Linked DNA regions of Homo sapiens: all the other regions are linked to region 3. The links are chromatin contacts, found by Hi-C or POLR2A ChIA-PET in ENCODE. All regions are on one chromosome and are shown on one strand. Each heading gives the region's core, a stretch centred on a gene start or an enhancer-like site at or near the end of the contact. The rest is flanking DNA. Distances are from core to core; before and after follow the strand shown. Region 1 holds the start of PTPN4 (protein tyrosine phosphatase non-receptor type 4). Region 2 holds the start of RALB (RAS like proto-oncogene B). Region 3 holds the start of ACTR3-AS1 (ACTR3 antisense RNA 1).

What was found. Hi-C counts contacts between places; a loop is a spot of excess contacts on that map. ChIA-PET counts read pairs that join two places held with the same protein, here RNA polymerase II (POLR2A). Pooled maps may share reads with other maps.
Region 1: a loop to region 3 is called in a map of CD8-positive, alpha-beta T cell, with 25 times the contacts of the local background. The contact joins the promoter of PTPN4 here to the promoter of ACTR3-AS1 in region 3. A Hi-C loop is called at or near these places in 1 of 168 maps with a recorded cell type or tissue (CD8-positive, alpha-beta T cell) and 7 of 50 pooled maps. POLR2A ChIA-PET finds 5 or more read pairs at or near these places in 1 of 52 experiments (B cell).
Region 2: a loop to region 3 is called in a pooled map, with 10 times the contacts of the local background. The contact joins the promoter of RALB here to the promoter of ACTR3-AS1 in region 3. A Hi-C loop is called at or near these places in 4 of 50 pooled maps.

What each region holds. Positions count from the first base shown.
Region 1 is chr2:119,758,293-119,761,619 of GRCh38, reverse strand. It overlaps PTPN4 (protein tyrosine phosphatase non-receptor type 4), which reads right to left and starts at 1,698. Exons shown (of 27, transcript NM_002830.4): 1 at 1,236-1,698. LOC101927764 (a long non-coding RNA gene) reads left to right here and starts at 1,906. Exons shown (of 4, transcript XR_007087215.1): 1 at 1,906-1,988. RefSeq lists enhancers at 842-1,466, 1,737-1,996, 1,713-2,007 and silencers at 1,197-1,496, 2,047-2,156.
Region 2 is chr2:120,251,398-120,254,766 of GRCh38, reverse strand. It overlaps RALB (RAS like proto-oncogene B), which reads right to left and starts at 1,915. Exons shown (of 5, transcript NM_002881.3): 1 at 1,787-1,915. RefSeq lists an enhancer at 863-1,132 and a silencer at 1,633-2,222.
Region 3 is chr2:113,889,380-113,892,659 of GRCh38, reverse strand. It overlaps ACTR3-AS1 (ACTR3 antisense RNA 1), which reads left to right and starts at 1,668. Exons shown (of 5, transcript NR_110174.1): 1 at 1,668-1,767. It overlaps ACTR3 (actin related protein 3), which reads right to left and starts at 2,571. Exons shown (of 12, transcript NM_005721.5): 1 at 2,337-2,571. The coding sequence starts at 2,380. LOC124906071 (a long non-coding RNA gene) reads left to right here and starts at 2,893. Exons shown (of 3, transcript XR_007087205.1): 1 at 2,893-3,280. RefSeq lists enhancers at 1,631-1,810, 1,861-1,910, 1,993-2,648, 2,681-2,770, 2,891-3,200 and silencers at 2,041-2,300, 2,541-2,600.

The sequences.
Region 1 (3,327 bases), core at 449-2,948, 5.9 Mb before region 3:
ATTGCTTTTGTGGTAATTGGAGCATAAATTTATTCTAACAAAAAAACAGTGATGTCCACAAAATGATCACACTTACGAGCTAGTGAAGAGGTTCTGTAGAATACACAAACTTCTGCTTACGAGTTTTTTCTTTAAAAGAAAGCTGAATTTATATTAGTCAAATTCAAGATTTAGATGATATACCTAGCTCTATTCCATTAAGCACAGTTTAGGCTCTGAACAATCCTTTATTTTAAGGCCATCTCCTTCCCCCTTAAAATTGAAAAAAAATTTTTTTCCTCTGGCACGTTAAAGTTCAGAAAACCAAGATTTAAAAATGCCCTGGCTTTTACTGTTCCAGTCTTCTTTCTACTCTAATTGTCTTTTGCAAGTCGGACACATTGGCCTTTTATCTTTCTCCATAAATATGTTTTAAATGTGACCAATCAGCTGTACTGTTTCAACTGGGCCCAAGATCTGGACACAGAAACTTAGTATTACTGAAACCTCTTATTCGAAAAGCAGCTGGCATATTGCAGATGCATAACAAGTTATCCTAGAACAGGCGTTTTGAAAAATCCTACAAATCGTCCTTGTACATACTGATGTCACTACATGATGCAAGCCCAGACATAAAATCTTCCACCCTAAGTTTTGCAGAAACATCCACACATCACCTGTGCAACTGTAAGCTGTTCCATTTTATGGAAACCCTGCGAAATGCATCACTGTTTACCCACATCTCAACTTTTTTTTTTTTTTTTTTTTTGGCTCAACTACAGATTCCCAAATACAGGTATATACTGGTAGAATCATAACAGGCTTAAAACTTCAATGGTAGGAATAGTTGGCTCATGCAGCGTGCAAGAAGCGCTCATATGAGCCAAAAAAAAAAAAAAAAAAAAAAGGAATTCTACCAGCAATGGAAAACTCAAGATTCCAAAGCTTTACCTAGAGTTTAGGTACTGGGAACATTCCATCTCCGCACCTATTCCATCCCTTGGCCCTTCGCTGACCCATAACAGAGATTCCAACTATAACCCCCGCAAAAGCAGAGGTCCCAGGAAGAAAGGAAAGAAAGCGTTTTTTTGTTTGTTTGTTTGTTTGTTTTTGTCCTTTTTTCCTTCCTTTCAAATCATCCTCGTACCTCCGGCTTGCCCCACCTGGCTCACCTCCCAGGAGCCACACATGCAGGTAAGAGCCTCCCGTTCAACGTGCAGGGCCGAGAGGCCGGCGGGGACCGGAGAACCTCTTACCTTCGTATATCACAGCCGCGTCCTCTCGGCTGGAGAAAAAAAGCCTCGAGGCCCCGGCGCGCAGAGGAGAAGCGCGTCCTCCGTGCCGCTCCGGGGGGCTACCTCAGCGCCCCCCGAGCAGCCGCCGCCGCAGCGGTCGCGCCACGACCCGGAGCCGCCAGCACCACCTCATGCTGCTGGGCAGCCGCGGGCCGGCGCCGCTGGGGAGGTGGCAGGGAGGCGGGCAGCCGGCGACCTCTCCTACCTCCCTGCAGGGATGAGATAATCCACACCCCCAAAAGTGCGTGGGGGAGGGGGCCTGGCCCCAATCCTCCGACCCCGCGGCCAAAGCCAAGTCTCTTTCCTCTCCCGCTCAGGCCCAATTCCGGCCCCTGGGACCCAGGAGTCCTGAGAGAACAATGTTGGTGGTGGGGCGCGAGGAGCGGAAAAGCGCACTGCGCGGCGTGAGCTGGCGGGTAATCCTGGGCAGCGTTTGTGTGTGAGAGTGCAAGAGGAGCTCAGTCACCCCCCTCCTTCTCCACCTCCTCTTCCTCCCCCTCCTCCTCCTCTATCTCTTCCTCCTCCCTCAAGCACACCCCCTCTCCTAGGCCGCAGCATAGCAACCGAACATGGCGGCTGCGCAGGCGCCGCCAGTCAGTGGCCAGGAGCGGCGGCGGCAGCAACAGGAGGCGATCTCGCGAGAGGCGAGGCCAAAACCCTGCCTCGCTAGCGCAGGGAGAAGTCGCACCAGTCGGAGCGCAGAGGGACACGCAGGTGCGAGAGAGAGCGGCCTAGGAGGATTGGGAGGGCGGATTGGAGGGGGGAGGCGGAGCGCTGTGGCCCCCGCCCCGCAGCCGCGTCGCGATTGGTTGTTTGGACTGCGACCCCTGCTGCACCCACTGACCGCAGGGACCGGATAGTGGGCAAGAAGCGTGTGTTAAAAGGGAAAACCAGACCAGTTGGCAGCAGGTCGCCCCAACCTCAGTGCTCCTGGAGGATATAGGTTTTGGGGGGCAGTTTTGAATCATTTCCTCTCCTAAACGTAGGCTCCAAAACAAAGCCTCAGCAACCAACCTGCGTTTATAAAACAAACGTTCGGGGGCTCCTTCTGTGTGCCTGGAACGGTGTGCTTTTTAAAATTTAATTCCTTCTAATAACATGAATTTGGTGTTATCACGCCAGGGTTTTTAGCCAGGTGCATTATAATATTTTATTGGTGATACAAACTTATTGGTAATACCACAGTTGCCTACTGGCGAATGATCTCAGCTGAAATGGAGGAAGAAGGGATTTGGGGACCGCCACACTTCCTTTTTGCCCAATTTTTGTTAGTGCCCTTTTCTGTCGCCAGGCGCCTTCTTTGTCCTTCCTTGCTCTTAGCTTGAGCATCCTATCAGAGCCTACCTTTATAAAGACGATCTTTCAAAAACCACTTTCCCAAGCCGACAAAATGACTACAAATCAGGGGAATGTGAACAAATCTGGAAAAGACAGAAATTTCTATTGACTCTCTTCTCCCTCACACCTGTTAGTTTTTCCATTTGAAAAAGGCAACTTGTCAATCCATGTTTCCAGCTTTACTTCCTTCACTTGCTTTTCTTCCCAGATCTCTGTTGTAGCCAGTGCTCATTCATTCCTCCCTAAATATGCATTCCTGCCTCTGACTCTCCATTTTGTCTTTGATCATGCCATTCCCTCTGCTAAAATGCTCTTCACCTCATTGTCATCTGTCAACATCCAGTCATCCTCCAACCAAAGATCATATGAGACTTCCACCAGAAATTGAATGTTTCATATAAATAGAATCATACAATATGTAATTTTTGTTTAGAGGCAAGGTCTCGCTATGTTGTCAGGCTGGTCTCCAACTCCTGGGCTCAAGAGATCATCTTACCTTAACCTTCGGAGTAGCTGGGATTACACATGTGAGCCACATGGCTTACATGTAGTCTTGTGTCTGGTGTTAAGCAAGACACAAAAGTTCCTGAGTGGAACTTCCCCTGCAAGTCACCAGGATGGACCCTTTGAAGTTACCAATACTCACCATTATTCCTTGAAAAATCTGAGTTCACCTTAAATCTACCTGCCTGCAACCCTGGAAAGAGAAGAAGCA
Region 2 (3,369 bases), core at 666-3,165, 6.4 Mb before region 3:
GGTGGGGGCTGCAGTGAGCGGTGATCACACCACTCCACTCCAGCCTGGGAAATAGCGCAAGACTCTGCCCCCAAAAACAAACAAAAAAAGGATTATCTCAATTCTCAGGCTTAAAATTTTTCATGGAATCTCAAGCCATCTTCAGTCAAGGCAAGAATTTAGAACTTTTCTACCCTCATCTTCTACCAAAATCTCTTCATATGCCGTGGAAGACTCTAAATCCTGTTTATCCTTATGGTCTAGGTCCCAAGTTCCCAAAAGATATCTAATAACTTACACTATTTTCCACACACAATCCTGGGAAAATGTTCTATTCCTCGGGCAGAGGGAAATCTGGCTGAGATCTCCGATAAGAGTGCTGTTTCCAATGGGAAGCAATGTGAATGGGCAAGGAAGGAAAGCCCCAGATGTGGTCAGAATAAAGCAGACCGGCTGACAACTAAAGCCACGCACAAAGGATATGTCTCCCTGGCCTTCTTCTCCCCCGCTCCTATTTCGTTTAATCCTAACAATTAGGATAACTATCATCACCCTTCTACAGTTGCTGACTCTGGAGCTCAGAGGGGGAAAGATCGTGCTCCACATCACAACACCGGTAAACTCTCAGAACCTGCATCAAACCCAGGTCTTCAAACTCACCCCTCCTGTTTTTCCCAATATGCAGTGCTACCTTTCATGGTCGGCCCATTTCTGGGAACTTCGATACTGTGCTTCTATTGCTCCAGGTTTAAGGAGCATTCTGAGCCTTGACCGGTTCTGAGCTTTGACATCCAACAATCTTATGGCTCTGCTTGGAACATCAGTCATTGACACCTCTAAAAGATTCACTATCCCCTCTGATACTCCATGCCCACCATCCATCCCCAAAACTTCAGAAGAAATGAGGTTAGGAAACCAGGACAGAGCAGAAAGTGCACTGTTCTACAAGGGCTGAAGATGAGTCACAGGTAACCCAGATGAGCAATCAGCCAAGTCTCTTCCACGGCCAATTCATTCAGTCCGCCAGGCACAAGCACTTCTCTCCCGAAGACTCACCTGATAAGAACACCAAAGTTCCAACGTTTCTCGTTGGAAATGAGCACAGAGAGGACACTGCTCACACAAGCAGTGTGGACGCAGCAAGCTCCGCGCCCCGCAACCCTGCACCGAGCACGGTTAACCTCACACTCCCACAGGCGGCAAGAACCGGGACGGCGATGCCCAGTCCAGGCGCTTCCCCTTAGAAGCCCCTTCGCCGCTGGCCCCTATCAGAAAGGAAAGGGGAGGAGGCTGGGGGAGAAACAACTTTATGCTCATTTGCAAGACAGGACCAAAACAAAACCAGCAAACCGAAGCCCTTTAGGAACACCGCCCAGTTCACGGCGCGTGCAAGTTCCGAGGGCAGTTAAGTTTTTGCAACACTTCCCAGCCCTGACCCTGCCCAAGCCGCGGCCGGAGGACTGAGGAAGTGGACGGTCCCGAGCGGGAGGCCCGCGGCAGGAAGTGGAAGCAGAGCCATCTGCGGGATAGGGAAGGAACCGCGGCTACAAGGGAGAGGCGGAGGCCGCCCCCACTTCCTCAGCCCCAGGCAGCCCAGGAAGCCGAGACTCCCCCAGGGAGTCCTCCCGGAGCGGAGCGGGGCCGCTGCCGGGGCGTCGCCCTCCGCCGGCCTCGGGGCGCGACATGTCCTGCCGCCGCCCGGCCACAGCCCGGCACGGAGGGAGCAAGAGGCTGCGGGCGTGCGGCGTACCCCACTCCCCAGCCCGCGCCCCACCCCGCCCGGGGCCCGCGGGCGCCGCGCCCTTACCAGGGACCAGTCCCGCCGCCTCCGCCGTCCGCACCCGGCCCGCAGCTCTTAAACGCGCCCCGCCCCCTCCCGGGGCCGGACCCCAGCCGTCCTCCACCGATTTGTCATTGAGCTGCCGGGCTCGCTTTCCCACCCCCCGAGCGCGCCTCCGGCGTCGCCTAGGCAACCCCTCCTCTCGAGAGCGCGCCCTCGCTTCCGTTCTTGCCCTCTCCTCGGAAGCCACGCCCGTCGGGGGGCTGTCAGCCAATCCGAGGCTGATTTTCCAAGCAGCGGGCGGCCGGGGAGGAGGTTTCACCAATGAGAAGCTGCCCCAGGCACGGGGGGGCGGGCCCAGCGCGCCTGCCCCGTCCCCCTCTGTTTCTCTCTCTGCCCCTCGGACACGCAGCTGGTAACCCTGCGGCAGTGGAGGAGCTGCCCGCCGGTATTGAGGGCGGGTGCGGGTGCACAAGGTGGGGCGCCAGTTGTGGGATTCAGGCCAGGGCTAGGACGAAGTAATGGAAAGCAAAAGCGAAGGACAGACCTGATCATACAGAAACAGAAGAAAATTACGAGGTGGCGAAGAGTGCTGGAGCGCGGCGATGGGGATGCCGCCCGGGGGTCTTGGGGCGGGACTCCACCTGCCGCCACCACTCGCTTCGCTGATGACATCCCATTAGCAGTAATGGAGTTAGTGAGTGCATGGCGGAGACTGGACCCAGGCCGCCTACAAGGGCCAGAATCCCACCCCAGCCATAGCCTCGAGGCAGGAAGTGCAGTGGGCAAGCTCCCTGCCAAAGCCCAGGAACGTGTGATTTTGTATCCAGTACAGCTTCATCTCGGTGGATTTTCCTTCCTAACCACCTCCTCCTCCACAGGTTTTGTGACCGTGCTGACCCCTACGCAGACCTCATGAGAGTCACAAGCCATCGCAACTGACAGTTTAAACGTCTGCCTCTTATCTCTAAGGGAGGGAACTATCTCTTATGCAATGTGATATCCATGGCTGCTAGCACAGTGTAATTAATTCTTTCATTGTTGATCATTGTAAGTTAGGATGCATGTGTATACTATATTGGAGGCTTTGGGCCATGATTAGATTGCTATGTATCTACCAGATCCAGTCCCTCCATCAGCATCTATATCAAAAAGCACAGAAGCTTTACCTTAGTCTTAAGTGACCAACTTAACAAAAAAGTGCAATCAGAAGAATATCCTAGTGTTAGCCTACTAAGTATTCTGTTTTTACCATTCTCATTCACATTTAAAACTTTTATTGAGTGCTAATCGTATGACAGACACTTTGCTAGGTACAGTAAGGAGATGGGGTAGGAGGCTTCTCAAAGAGGAAGCTCCCTAGTATTTATAACCTAGAAGAGGAATCAGACCCAAACCTTTTCTTACGGAGTAACAGTTAAGTGCACAGGTTTGGAGTCTGGAAGCATAGGATTAAAGGAGGGCTCTACCTTGTGACTAGCAGTTACTTAATTAGGAAACTACTTCTGTGGGCTTTAGTTTCACCAGCTGCCCAATAGCAGCACCTCCATGCTATAGGTAAGAAGATGTACATGCAAGTCCACATAGAGCTCTCAGTACAGTGCTAGGAA
Region 3 (3,280 bases), core at 419-2,918:
GGGACCACAGAATTTTGAAATGTAAAAGCTCCCTGTTAAGGCCATACTTAGAGATGTTTATCTCAGGGTCCTCAACCTCAAGGACTTATCCTCCATGTGCAAATAAAGCTGAAGGTGTAACTTCCCAGGAGGCACCACTGGAAACTTGTAAGACCAAAAAGGCTTTTGAGAACCAAAATAACTGAAACTCTAAAGGGGGAATTTCAGATTGTGACAAATGGTAAAAGAGAGTGAGGTGGCAAGGGGACTCCTAATCAGTTCCATTCAAATCATCAATGTGCAGTTAATAACCTCTCCTTATTGGAGAAACCAATGTAATAACTTAAAAATACACTATTGTGATAATCGTAATTTTAAAACAGAAATAGCCTAGGTTAAATTGAACCCCTCTTCCCGATCCTACTGGTCATTCAGCATGTTTTAAATTCAAGGTTGCCCTTTAGGAAAGGAGGTCACTTAAGGACAGTTTATCTCAATGAAACATCTTGTATACTAATTCGAAACTATTTCAAAAGGGGGAAAATGGAGATTAGAAAAGTAACATACTACTTGAGATGTTACCATATTATTTCTCAGGGCCACAATTATTTACACTATTTTTTTGAAAACGCAGTAATTTCTAAAGCATTAATTATGTAGCAATATTCGTCACTTTAACAAAACACATTTGAAAAGTCCTATCCTACTGACTCAGGCCAAATCTAATTTTAAAACTGAACCTAGACATAAAAATACTCACCAATTAGACTAAGAAGGGAGAAATAAAAAAAATTATTGGTTCAGAGAAATGAGACTGAATTAAGGAAAAACTTTTAAATAAAGTGTTCATCAAAAAAATACATAGAAGTTCCAAGGCTAGTGTTTTCCTAGGAGAATATTAAGAAGTTGGTGGTTTCTCTCTACCTAACTGGGATTTTAGAAACTGCCACACTAGCTAGTTATGAGAATGAAGATTAAAGAAATTTCACATAAAGAGTGAAGGACACACAATCTTTTAAGTAACAATAATGAAATCAATAATTATAATTAATAATAAAAAAAAAAGCCTGACAGTCCACCTCTTACTGACTTCCCCCTCAAAAAAAAAAAACTGGGAGTGTTCTGGGAATTGGAGAGATGTCATCAGCACAGAAAAAAAAACCACTTTCCTATATGTCATCCTGAAGCAGTGATTCTACATAAAAATAAGGGTAGTCTATTCTCTATGCAGTTATGAGTGTGGTACAACTCTCTAAAACGTCTATTAATACAAAATGAACGACCACACTTTAAAGCCACTCTACATTTTCGCAAACTACCCTACATATCTACGAGTAACTATTTGCAACTTAAACACCCTCCTATATACCTCTATACCTTCCTGCTTCCTTCAAGATACCATCACAGAATGAACGAATACAACTTAAATTAGTTTATTTTCCAGGGTGCTTCCTTTCCCCCACTCCATGAAACATAAGTACATTTTTTTAAGTCATATAAATGGACACCAAGCACCGGTAATTCAGTCTCTTTAAAACCTGCTTAAAAGTTCTAGTAAGATGTGCTCAGGTTGGAAACTAAAAACTACCTTATAAGGGTATAAAAGACTGAAAGCAGGAAGCGGCTTTGACAAAACTAAGGAAGTTGCAGCGCGCTTGCTCACTGGGGGACTTTTTTGAGGCTACAGAAGTAACACATGACATCTTTCTCCCTCGAATTAAAATGTGACTTGGTTCACCGGTTAAAACGCAGAGGGAGATGGAAATGACCAGGAGTCGAAAGGAGAAGGTGGGTGGTCAAATGAAAGCCCCACTGTAGGTTCCCATTTTCAGAGTCCGATTCTTCCCTTTCCCCACCCACACCCTGGGCAGAATGTTGTCACAGCGATCTTGTCAAACCTACCAGGAGCGCTTCTCTTTTCTAGCTCCCCTGCCAGGCCAGTCCCCGAGCTCGGCCCCTGGGTCCCCAAACCGACTGGCAAAAACGGGCGCGGAGGGAAAGGAAAGCCGGATGGGTCGGGCCCGGGGACCACCCCCAAGACGACCGTCCCCAGCGCCCTTTGGGCGGCGCTGCCCACCGTAGTGGGGGAAGGGCCGGGAGGGGTCGCGCGGAGAAAGCCGCTGGGAGGGTTGGGGGTTGAATCTCGGGCCCGCGCCCCCGCCCCAGTCCCAGGAGGGAGAAACGAGGGGACCCGCGAGGCCCTGGCTGCGGGCCCCACCCCTCGCTGGCCGGCGGGTCTAGGACTGACAGCCGGCGGCGGCACCTCGCCGCACCATTCATTTCCCGGCCTCCTCCCTCCCCCGCCATCTTCCTTCCTCCGCCTCAGTTTCCCCACCCCCGCCCGTAAGCCCCCTTACCCCGTGCCACAGTCCACCACACAGGCCGGCAGCCGTCCCGCCATCTTCCTCCTCGCCTGCTGCTGCTGCTGCCGCCGTCTGCTCCGTGCTGCTAGGGGCCAGAGATTGGCGGCGGGAGACAAGGGCTATCTGACCATCCACAGCTGGGCCGCCTTCACCGTCCGGGGGGTAGCCGGGAAGCCGAAGCAGTAGCAAGAAAGCAGCAGGCTCGGTCGGCGGCTATCACTTCCGCAACCCAGGCAGGCAGGCAGTCCCCGCCCTGCCCCGCCGCGGCCTCCTCCCCCTCTCTCTTCCCTCCTCCTCACTCCTGCCCCCACCCTACAACTTCTTCCCCTCACGCCGCCTTTCCCCGGGAAGCCAAGATGGCCGCCGGTGCCGACGCCCCGGCCAGGCCAGGCCCAGGCCCCCAGCGCTCCCCCTTCCGCTCCGAGCGGGAGGGGCTAGCGAGCATGCGCAATAAGGTACGTTCGCCTGCCTGGGCTCCGATCCTGAAGTTGGTGAAATCCACTGCGGGTTTTCCAGGAGTGTAGAGGCGGAGAAGTCTATCCGAGCTTCCAGTTCTGCTTCTGAAGCTGGAAGGGGCTTTTCGGTTGTAACCCTTGGGTTAGTTTCAGTTACTTCTTTGCTAGGTTGAGGAAAGGGTGGAAGCGCCTCCTGCAGCCACGAATATCCTCCAGTGCCTGAGAGAAAACGGCCTAATCGAAAACGTCCGCGGCATACATCCATTCTTAAAACTTGAGTGGCTGCTTTTCTGGGTGGAAAAGAGCGGTATCAGACAGGGTGAGCAGTCGGGGAACGGATGAACAAAGACTTGCACCGTGGCCCTGATGCCTTTGTTCCGAGTTCTATTCAGTTGTACTTGTGCGTTGTTACAGGACTTTAGAATGCAGCCCTGCCCCCCAACCCCCACCTCCCAGGGCCGACCTGTGCTCCTAGGAAGGCAA